Linked DNA regions of Homo sapiens: region 2 is linked to region 1. The links are chromatin loops, found by intact Hi-C in ENCODE. Cell type or tissue: endothelial cell of umbilical vein. All regions are shown on one strand. Each heading gives the region's core, and the rest is flanking DNA. Links, peaks and the distances in the headings are about the cores only.

Region 1 (5,932 bases), core at 510-5,509:
ACTTTCAAATGGACTTTGATTGATTCTATTGGGTGTTATTCTCATTTCTGGATCAGTTACTATGTTGAATGAGATACAGTGTTTAGACTGGCTCATCAGGTGTCATTCTGATCCCACTGGCAGTGGAGGTACAGCCATTATTGGCATCTGTACCAGATGAAAAGGGCAGTTCTTGAAAGAAAAACTTAAAACAGAAAAAATACCTCTAAAAAAACTAAAATATTATTTTTAGCCATCAATCCTGACACAATGCAAACTGACAGTGAAGTCTAATTCTTATAGCATTCTTGCTAGTAGCTGAAATACCAAGGCATATTGGGAAGCAAAAATAGGCAGAATGGCTATAAGGTACATGAGAGGACAGAAAAAATGTATTGGCAGATTTTTTTTTCTGAAATATTTAGCTCATTTTCTGTGATTAGTTTTAAAATTCTTTCCAACATTTTAAAAGTTGAAAAGATAATAATAACAAAAGTAATAGTATTCTTGTTGATGCCAGTGTTGTGGACTAGAAAACGGTTTTCAGCATCAATAAGTTATAAAAGAAATAATGTGTTGGAGCTTTCGTTGCATCTTTAAAGTTTTTGCTGTGATTTGTACCTACAGTACATTTGGTAATATGCTCTCCTCTATTTCCTTGCATGACTCACATAGATTTGCTGATCATGAAGAGCACAATCTATTTTTCCCACTTGTGAATAAATATAAAACACAATGTTGAAAGTTGTATTCATCTACTTTACATAGGCCAGTATAGTGCTGGCACTATAGGCTGCATGAGTACCATGTTTCCCCACTTCTCTTTTTTACACAGTGTTACCTGAGGATAAAAAATTGTGGTCTAAAAAATACCACTCCATATGGCCCTACCCTCTGATAGGTTTTCTCAGCTGCAGCTTCACTGTGTGCATAACCTCACTGTGGGGCTCAAGGAAGCTGTTGGACTAGAAAAAATTTCATTGCTGCTGTCCATGGGAAATTATTTGACATAATGTAGCTGCTTTTCATTTCAGGTAACAACCTTTGAAATATAGTAGGTATCCTTAAAAATTTGCAAATAGCCTCCTCCTAGCTATCTCTGCTTATTTCTCTTGCTGGACTTCCCTGCATAATCATTGGTTTGCTAGAGTGAGACTCAGTCATAGTCATGCCTTGTTTGTTTATGATATTTTCCTTTTGTGTTAATATATAATGCTTTTCATTTTTCCACTTTTAAAGAGATCAGAGTAGTATTGCAATTGCCAAGCATCTACCATGTATAATTCAAATTGATCAAACTGAGTTATTGTAGCTAAGGAAAGACAACATATGTTTCGTATAACTGTCCTGCTATCTCCCCATGTCATCTCTGCCCTCCAAGATTGTAGCTGCTATTCTTCTGTCCTTACAGCCACAATGCTGCATGAGAAAACCCTCTTTTGTTTCTGTATCGTCAGATCAAAAACATGGTTAGGCTGAGCAGAGCTGGACTAGAGGCAGGGAGGGAAAAGCAGAGGATTGGAACCCAGGTGATATGGTTTGGTTCTGTGTCCCCACCCAAATCTCATCTCATATTGTAATCCCCAGATGTGGAGGAAGGGATATGGTGGGAGGTGATTGGATCATGGGGGTGGTTGCCCCATGATGTTCTTGTGATAGGGAGTTCTCACGAGATCTGATGGTTTAAAAGTGGGATTTCCCTTGCTCTCTCTTCCTCTGCTGACACCTTGTGAAGAAGGTGCTTGCTTCTCCTTTGCCTTCCTCCGTGATTGTAAGTTTCTTGAGGCCTCCCAAGACATGTAGAACTGTGAGCCAATTAAGCCTCTTTTGTTTATAAATTACCAAATCTCAGGTATTCTTCATAGCAATGTGAAAACGGACTATGACCGCAGGTGTACAAAATCCCTATTCTATCTCAAAATAAAGGCATATATTCTGCTATCAGTTACTTTAAGTGTGAATGGAGATTAAAGTACTGGACTGAGAGGCATGAGGATCTTGTGTTGGTTCTCTCATTAACTAGCTGTATTACCTCAGGCAAGAACTTTAACTGCTCTAAACTTCAGGTTTTTTTGGTAAAATGAGGCATTGTGTTTATAAATAATTTCTGACGTTCTTTCCAGCTTTAAAGTGCTACGCATTTAGGGCACTGCACTTCCTTCATTTATATTACTGATTTTAGGTTTTCCACATATTTTTCTACTTTACGTTAGATCCAATTTAGGGTATATACGAAAAGTGGTGTCAGAAATGTTATTTTGGCACTTCCTATATCCTTTTTATCTTTTCCACTGAAGTATAATTTTGAATGCCAAATTGAATAATTGTTTTCATAAATGTTATGTATATTTTTCTTGATATTCTGCTTTCCATATGTTTTATACATTTTCTGCATGAAGCAATTTATTTTAATGAGTTTGTTCATTTTGAAATCAAATAGAGCCATAATCTCCAGCACTTTTTTTTTTTTTGTCAGCTCAGTCTCTTTAGATGTCCTGAATCGTTTTTTTCCAAATTGTATTTTTCTTCATCAACTGAGCCCATATTCAGGACGAGGGCAGAGAATCATTTTCAGGATGATTCTGAGGTCAATATGAGGAAGTACAAAATTAGTAGCAGCTTTTACAAGAATAGACAATTGCACGAGCCTACTTCATTTGAAGGAAGAATCTGTGGCTATAAACCCAACACTTGGGAATTTTGTGATAACAACTTAGATGAAAAGAGAGACTGAGCTAAATGAATAGATTGGTTGCCTTATTTCACCAGAAAATATGGGCCTCTTTGACGAGGTTGTAGTTGCTAGGATGACCTCATTAGCCACTTCCTGCTGCACGTTATGATAAGATCATCATGGCATGTGTCATTCTGGTCAAGAGAAGAACTGCCAAGAATGATTTTATATGATTTCTGTGTTCATAAGTTTAAGTATGCAAAACGGGGCTCATGTTAATAGTAAGGGAGAATTTTCTATGTGCAAAGGTTACATACACAGAAGGATTTGTTCTGAGGAAGCTGAAGTATATCTTTTATTAAATAACTTTTATAGTAGATCAAGCAGCTCTGTTTGGGGGAATAATTCCTTTGACTTGGAAACGACTTGAACCTGATGATCTACTGAGAATGTTTTAGTTTGGTTCTATTATTTCAAATGGTTATTTTCTCACATAATGTTATCTTTTCATTCTGCATATAGTACTTTATGTTCAATTAATACTTCCATTTTTGCAACTTTGAAGCCTACACACCCACCCACTGTATGCTGGTTGAAACCAGCAAAACAGGCAAACTATTAGCTTTTCTTCAAATTACTGACATGATGAAATAGTATTAGGGGAAGATCTCCTTTGATGGGATATTATTGTTCATGCCAAATTTGAAAATACTCTTTAGAGCTTTTAAGACCATTCTTCATTTAAATGGAATAGCTATAGAAATATTGCTGGATTAAGAAGTAGGGTAGGTGGGTTACTTACGTGAATACTAAACTATAAAGAAGAGTACATCATTGAGGCCGGGCGCAGTGGCTCAAGCCTGTAATCCCAGCACTTTGGGAGGCAGAGGCAGGTGGATCACGAGGTCAGGAGATCGAGACCATCCTGGCTAACATGGTGAAACCCCATCTCTACTAATAATACAAAAAAATTAGCCGGGCGTGGTGGTGGGCACCTGTAGTCTCAGCTACTCAGGAGGCTGAGGCAGGAGAATGGTGTGAACCCGGGAGGCGGAGCTTGCAGTGAGCCGAGATTGCGCCACTGCACTCCAGCCTGGGCGACAGAGCAAGACTCCGTCTCAAAAATAATAATAATAATAATAAAAAAGAAGAGTACATCATTGATTACTAAAATATTGTGAAATATGTGCAAAGATATATAAAATATTACTATAACATTTCTAGCAAAAACATAGTTGAATAATACTTTCATAAGTCATTTGGAGCATGAAATATATTGTCCCTAATCTGCCATTAAAGCAGGGTGGCACCTACTGTAAAGCTACTATTTTCTTAGTAGAATGTGCAGTTGGGAATAGAGCTTTTGAGATGTTAGAGAATTTGGGAATAGCCACAAGGGGGCTACGTTTCTATTCTCTTCCCACACAGTAGTCTGCGTCTTCTATAAGTAAATGTTTGATTATTTAAAGTATACCAATGTGAAGGAACAGCAAAGTATTATCCTGACTCAGGTGCCCACTGTTTGTATTATCTTTCTGTTCTTCCAATTTGAATACAGGAAAGCCAAATCTTGGCAATGTATTTATACATTTTGGCAGTTGGTTTGTCTTTATTATAAAATACATGATTTTATATATTTATATATAATTTGGATATTTGTCCCCACCCAAATCTCATGTTGCATATAGTCATGAATGCTGGAGGTGGGGCCTGGTTGGAGGTTAATATGGTTTGGATTCGTGTCCCTACCCAAATCTCATGTTGAATTGGAGGAGGGGCCTGGTAGGAGGTAATTGGATCATAGGGACAGATTTCCCCTTTCCTGTTCTTGTGATAGATGGATCTGATGGTTTAAAAGTGTGTGGCACTTTATAAGTTACCCAGCCTCAGGTAGTTCTTTATAACCATGTGAGAATGGACTAATACAGAAAATTGGTACCAGAAAAATGGGGCACTGCTATAAAGATACCTGAAAATGGGGAAGTGACTTTGGAACTGGGAAATAGGCAAAGGTTAATTGACTCACAGTTCCATAGGCTGTACAGGAAGCATGGCTGGAAGGCCTCAGGGAACTTACAATCATGGTGGAAGGCAAAGAAGTGAGTCTTCACATGTTGGAGCAGGAGACAGACAGAGGGTGAAGGAGGAAGTGCCACACACTTTTTCTTTAGCATTTACTTGCCTATCCTTAGACTTAGCAAACACATTTTCCTTTTTCTTGAGGTGATTACCTTGTGTTCATTTTGGTTCACTTTGGAACATCATAAATTCCTCTTGGGAAGAGTCAAGATCCATGCTTGCTGCTTTGTTGTATTGCTAGTACTTAGCACATTGTCTAGAACATGCTTGGTGATATTTAGTGCTAGCTAGATGTACATACAAATTATGGGGCTGAACGCTATAGATAAACACAATATTAAATATTGCTCATGTATCGAGCCAAACCACAAAGCTTTTATTAAATACATAAATGATTTCATTCTTTTCTAACCCATTCTGCCTCAGAGTTTTACAGATAACTTTTCACTTTTATTTTACTATCCACCATCACTATTTTACCTTAGACTTCATTTGTGATGCCCCTAAGTCCTTTAAGTCATATTTACTTTTCTATGTTTGGAAATAGGGAAAGCAACCATGTTCCTAATGGGAAAAGGCCTGGACTTGGGATAAGAAGACATGGGTTTATTAATTGTGTTACATTATACAAGTGTATTTAACTTCTTTGTTACTGTGACAGTCTTTGTAATCCCCATATGCCTATAAAAAAGTGGGTAAAAAGCATAAGTTACATATGTATATATATAACTCTCTCTATATATAAAACTTAATATATATTTTATGTAAAACTGTATATATATTTGCAATTCATATTCAATTTTATGCATATAACAGATAAATGATATGACATTTAAAATAATAACCAGATCTAAAAAAGATATATATTAGATACATTTATTCTGGATTAGATAATAAAATAAGTGTGTTAGTTAATAATTACTTGTTGCCAAAATTGCACTTGAAGATCCCTTGGAATTCTTTGTTTATTAAACCTCTACTAGCGCAGCGTGGAGAGGAAATGTGGAGTTGGAGCCCCCACATGGAGTCCCCACTGGGGCACTGCCTAGTGGAGCTGTGAGAAGAGGGCCACCATCCTCTAAACCCCAGAATGGTAGCTCCACTGATGGCTTGCACCTTGCACATGGGAAAGTCGCAGGCACTCAATGCTAGCTTGTGAGGGTGGCCTGGAGAGGGGCTGTACCCCACAGGACCACAGTG
Region 2 (5,932 bases), core at 260-5,259, 210 kb after region 1:
TCTGTGCATGGTCAACAAACACATGAAAAAATGCTCAACATCATTAACCATTAGAGAAATGCAAATCAAAACCACAATGTGATACTATCTCACTCCAGGCAGAATGGCTATTATAAAGAGCCAAAAAATAACAGACTGGCAAGGTTGCAGAGAAAAGGGAATGCTTATACACTGCTGGTGGGAATGTATGTTACTTTAGCCACTGTGGAAAGCAGTTTGCCAATTTCTCAAAGAACTTAAAACTGAACTACCATTCAGCTCAGCCATCCCATTATTGGATCCCAAAGGAATATAAATCATTCTACTATAATGGCACATGTATGCATAGCATTATTCACAATAATAGCAAAGACATGGAATCAACTTAAATGCCTATCAACAGTAGACTAGATAAAGAAAATGTACTACATATCTGCCATGGAATACTTATGCAGCCATAAAAAATAACGAGATCGTGTATTTTGCAGGAACATGGATGGATCCGGAGGCCATTATCTAAATAAATTAACACAGGAACAGAAAACCAAATACCATATGTTCTCACTCACATGTGGGAGCTAAACATTGAGTACACATGGACATAAAGACGGGAACAATAGATACTACAGCCTACTTGAGGATGGAGGGTGGGAGGAGGGTGATGGTCAGAAAACTACATGTCAGGTACTATGCTTATTACCTGGGTGATGAAATAATCTTTACACCAAATCTCCATGACACACAATTTATCTATATAACAAACTTGCACATGTAACCACTTAAACTAAAATGAAAGTTAAATAAAACATGAAAAGATGCTTGATATCATTAGCCAGTTTGAAAAAGCAAATTAAAATTACAATCGGATACAAGAACGTATATCTTTCAATGATCAATAAGAGAAAGAAAAAGAAAAAAGCTATGGTTATTAGAGAGGGTGCAGAGCACCTGAAAATCTCATATATTGCTGATAAGAATGCACAATATTATCACCACTTTGGAAAACAGTATGACGGTTTCTTCTACATATTTAAATATGTAGCTTAGCAACCTCATTCCTTGCTATTTACCCAGATTAAATAAAAACTTATATTCTTATAAAAACTTGTATGTCATTATTTATAGTAGTTTTATTCATAATCACCCAAAGTGGAAAACAGGTCAAATATTCTTGAAGTCGTGAGTGTGTAAACAAACTGTGGTATATCCAAAGGATGGCTTCCTACTTGGCAATAATAAAGAACACACTACTCTTTCATGCAACAACGTGGATTGTCTAAGTGAAATATGCTAAGTGAAAGAAGCCCTTCTCGTCATGATACAGGCTACATGCTATGTAATTCCATTTGTATGACATCCTGGAAAAGGCAGATCTAAAGGGACAACAAACAAATGATGACTGCCAGAATCTGGGTTGGAGCCAAGTGACCTACAAAGGACCATGAGGGAATTTTAAGTGGGGATAGAATTTTTTCTGTATCTTGATTACAGATACAGTACCAAGTGGTGGTTACATTAACTGTATGTGTTTCTCAAAAATCATAGAACTGTACCTTAAAATGGCGAGTTCAGTATTTGTAAATTACAAGCTAGTACACCTTAACAAAAAGTAGAATATAATAAAGCTTTAGTATGAAAAATGTTATGAAACTAACATAAAAACAGAAAACTATACTGTTAGTATGCCACTGAGAGTATGTAAGAAGTTAGTTGATGAATAGTCACTACTAAATGACTGGGAAAAAATTGTGTTGGGAAAACTCTTCACTATATGCGGAAAAGCATAGCTCAATTTCGACTTTATGCTACATATGAAAGTGGGTTTATGTGGTTTAAAACCTAGATGCAAAAGGTAAAATGAAAAGATAATAGAAGAAAAGCAATATCTTTGTGACCCAAGGTCAGAGAAGTCTTAAATAAGACCCCCCCAAAAATAAAACTTAAAGTGAAAACTAGACTTTCCCACATCAAAATTAATTATTTTGAAATGGCACTTGGGAAATTCTCAAATGGGCAACAAATTTATTTAGAGAAATGATACAGCTTATTAGCAATGAGAAAAATTAAAAGATCCACATGAAAATATTAATTAGTGAGAATGTGAGAAGACAAGAATTCTCTGTGTAACCTGGTGTAGCCATTCTGGAAACAAATTGGCAGTTCTTAGTGAAACTAAGTATTGATATACCTTTCAACCAAATGATTACACAGATGAACACATATTTCATAGTTATGGACAGGAGAAAAATTTGAATGTGTTCACTGCAATTCAGGTTGCATAATGGCGCGTTGGAGGCAATCTATGCCCTTGCAGTACAGTAACATACAATAGAATATGGTGGAGGAAATAATTTAAAATATGCTTACCCTGTGAGAAGCAGTAATCGAGATGTACAAAAGTTACTTAACCTCAGTTTCTTCATCTTTAGAAAGGAAATATAATAGTACACATGCAATACAATTATTGAGATCAATGAACTAAATTAAAAATACTCAATAAATATTAGTTACCACTACTTTTATTGTTGCATACAACGGTAAAACAACATAATTTTAATAGTGTTAAGTTTAAAAATTAGAAATGGAGTTAAAAGTTTTTTACAAAGTGAAAAGTCATATAATTCCCACTAATGTTAACTCAGCTGAATCTGTCATTTGAAGCTAGAGTATCTCAAAAGCTTATTTTCTTCCCTTCTAGGCTGTTTGTACCAATATTTCGACAAATCTTTAAGATTTGAAATGACTTATCTCCCACTATTATCAAATCTTGAAAATGTTTGCAATAATTTCTAACATGTTGTACTTTGCATGTTTACTTCTCTACACTTTCTTTCTTTCCAATGGATTATTTACCAAGTTGACTGCTTCTGCACTGTTCCGAGCTGAGCTGTAAGCATACACCATCGCCCTCTGCTGGTTGAACATTTAGCATCCTATGAAGAGTAAGGTCTGAATTCTCTGAGTTCTAAAGTTAAACTTTATGTTATGATTAACTCATAAAATATCAGTGTTACTTATTCTAACTATTTAAGTAGAATTTGCATTCTAGCTTACATGGATTATATAGTAAAATCATTTTTCATTTTAGGTCAGAAAATGTTAAAATATTTCCATAAGATGTCAATGTTATTTCAATGGAATTTAATTTCATGGCAGTTAGTCTAGTTTCTCTCTCTTTCAGATACCCATTCATATAGGTAGTATTTCACTTTCTTTGGTGACTTCTTGAAGTGTTGACTTTTTTTCTTAGATTTAGTATAAAGGTTTGAAATTTCACCTTCCAAACTAATAATAATACCTGCATTAATTCCGACTTTGTAATTTGAATTTATCCTTCTCATCTCACTCACATGCATCAATATGTTTAAAGCTTTATGCTCCTTATCTTTTTTCTTCCTTTTTTGAGATAAATTTTCAGTCACCAAAGCTGCAGTACAGTAATGCAATCATAGCTCATTGTAACATTGAACTCCTTGGCTGAAGTGATTGTCCCACCTCAGCCTCCTGAGTAGCTAGGACTATGAGCGAGCGTGCACCATCAGGCCTGGCTATTTAAAAAAAAAATGTGTAGAGACAGGGTCTCACTATGTTGCCCAGGCTGGTCTTGAAATCCTGGACTCGAGAGATCATTCTATTTCACCTTCCCAAAGTGCTGGTATTGCATGCATGAGTCACCGCACCTGGCCTTTTCTTCTTAAATCAGTTTTCTGGTATTGAGAAGTGTTCAAATATGGAAATTGTTTTCCTGGGAAAAGGTGATTTTAAAGTTTAAATTTTTAAATGTTGTTTGACACTGAATTTTTTTTTCTTGACTAACATGAAAGGAAATAGAAAGCCTGGAAATAACTTTTAGAATTTAACTCCTTAAAAATGGTGGCTTTGAATTAAGCATACAATTTTCATAAAAGTTACTTATTAGTTTGTTGCTTCATTTTGTTGTGTCTTTAATCAGAATTTTAAGATCTATATGGTAAGCTTCTCTGGAGTCTGCCTTGTATAAAAGGCAAACATCCCTCCCCTTCCCATACTTTATCTGAACTGTCGCTGTCAATGACATTTCTCAACACAGTTGTTTCAGTTCTACAAAAAATCAATTATAATTAAATAGACAGTTCTAAGCCTCCAGTCTTGTTGCTTACCCTGATTGTTAATGATCTGTTGTAGGAGGAAATACTTGTCCTCTGTAGAATCTTCTTCTCTGACTCGGAATTTGTGCCAGATAGAAAATGTCCTTAACTAAGAAAAAAGCAGATTCCATGTAATTGAGCAGTTTTGAGTGAGGTTCTTAATCCTGAGTTCTAGTCTGATTGCACTGTGGTCTGAGACTCCTGAATGACTACTGGGTACATAACGAAATGAAGGCAGACATAAAGATGTTCTTTGAAACCAAGGAGAACAAAGACACAACATACCAGAATCTCTGGGACACATTCAAAGCAGTGTGGAGAGGGAGATTTATAGCACTAAATGCCCGCAAGAGAAAGCAGGAAAGATTTAAAATTGACACCCTAACACCACAATTAAAAGAACTAGAGAAGCAAGAGCAAACACATTCAAAAGCTAGCAGAAGGCAAGAAATAACTAAGATCAAAGCAGAACTGAAGGAAATAGAGACACAAAAAACCCTTCAAAAAAATCAATGAATCCAGGAGCTGGTTTTTTGAAAAGATCAACAAAATTGATAGACCACTAGCGAGACTAATAAAGAAGAAAAGAGAGAAGAATCAAATAGACGCAATAAAAAATGATAAAGGGGATATCACCACCGATCTGACAGAAATCCAAACTACCATCAGAGAATACTATAAACACCTCTACGCAAATAATCTAGAAAATCTAGAAGAAATGGATAAATTCCTAGACACATACACCCTCCCAAGACTAAACCAGGAAGAAGTTGAATCTCTGAATAGACCAATAACAGGCTCTGAAATTGAGGCAATAATTAATAGCTTACCAACCAAAAAAAGTCCAGGACCAGAAGGATTCACAGCCGAATTCTACCAGAGGTACAAGGAGGAGCTGGTACCATTCCTTCTGAAACTATTCCAGAAAAAGAGGGAATCCTCCCTAACTCATTGTATGAGGCCAGCGTCATCCTGATACCAAAGCCTGGCAGAGACACAACAAAAAAAGAGAATTTTAGACCAATATCCCTGACGAACATCAATGCAAAAATCCTCAATAAAATACTGGGAAACCAAATCCAGCAGCAGATCAAAAAGCTTATCCACCATGATCAAGTGGGCTTCATCCCTGGGATGCAAGGCTGGTTCAACATACACAAATCAATAAACATAATCCAGCATATAAACAGAACCAAAGACAAAAACCATATGATTATCTCAATAGATGCAGAAAAGGCCTTTGACAAAATTCAACACTTCATGCTAAAAACTCTCAATAAACTAGGTATTCATGGAACGTATCTTAAAATAATAAGAGCTATCTATGACAAACCAACAGCCAACATCATACTGAATGGGCAAAAACTGGAAGCATTCCCTTTGAAAACTGGCACAAGACAGGGATGCCCTCTCTCACCACTCCTATACAACACAGTGTTGGAAATTCTGACCAGGGCCATCAGGTAGGAGAAAGAAATAAAGGGTATTCAATTAGGAAAAGAGGAAGTCAAATTGTCCCTGTTTGCAGATGACATGATTGTATATCTAGAAAACCCCATTGTCTCAGCCCAAAATCTCCTTAAGCTGATAGGCAACTTCAGCAAAGTCTCAGGATACAAAATCAATGTGCAAAAATCACAAGCATTCCTATACACCAATAACAGACAAACAGAGAGCCAAATCATGAGTGAACTCCCATTCACAATTACTGCAAAGAGATTAAAATACCTAGGAATCCAACTTACAAGGGATGTGAAGGACCTCTTCAAGGAGAACTACAAACCACTGCTTAATGAAATAAAAGAGGATAGAAACAAATGGAAATA

The links. Hi-C counts contacts between places; a loop is a spot of excess contacts. Peaks named below come from ENCODE experiments on the same cell type or tissue, not always from the same donor. Only the 100,000 strongest peaks of a DNase experiment are listed, where the experiment ranks them.
Region 2: it touches region 1 in a loop (4-fold over the local background); 4 of 110 quality-filtered maps call a loop at or near these places.

The regions. Positions count from the first base shown.
Region 1 is chr4:106,687,899-106,693,830 of GRCh38, forward strand. All of the region lies in intron 3 of LOC105377356 (a long non-coding RNA gene), which reads left to right. Among named protein-coding and RNA genes, the nearest start is that of LINC02173, 260 kb to the left of the region's middle. In endothelial cell of umbilical vein, for the core only: no CTCF peak of the experiment used is centred there; a DNase peak (open chromatin) is centred at 2,803; H3K27ac peaks cover 1,110 bases.
Region 2 is chr4:106,895,934-106,901,865 of GRCh38, forward strand. No RefSeq gene overlaps it. Among named protein-coding and RNA genes, the nearest start is that of DKK2, 140 kb to the right of the region's middle. In endothelial cell of umbilical vein, for the core only: a CTCF peak has its summit at 2,894 (motif pointing left); a DNase peak (open chromatin) is centred at 2,878.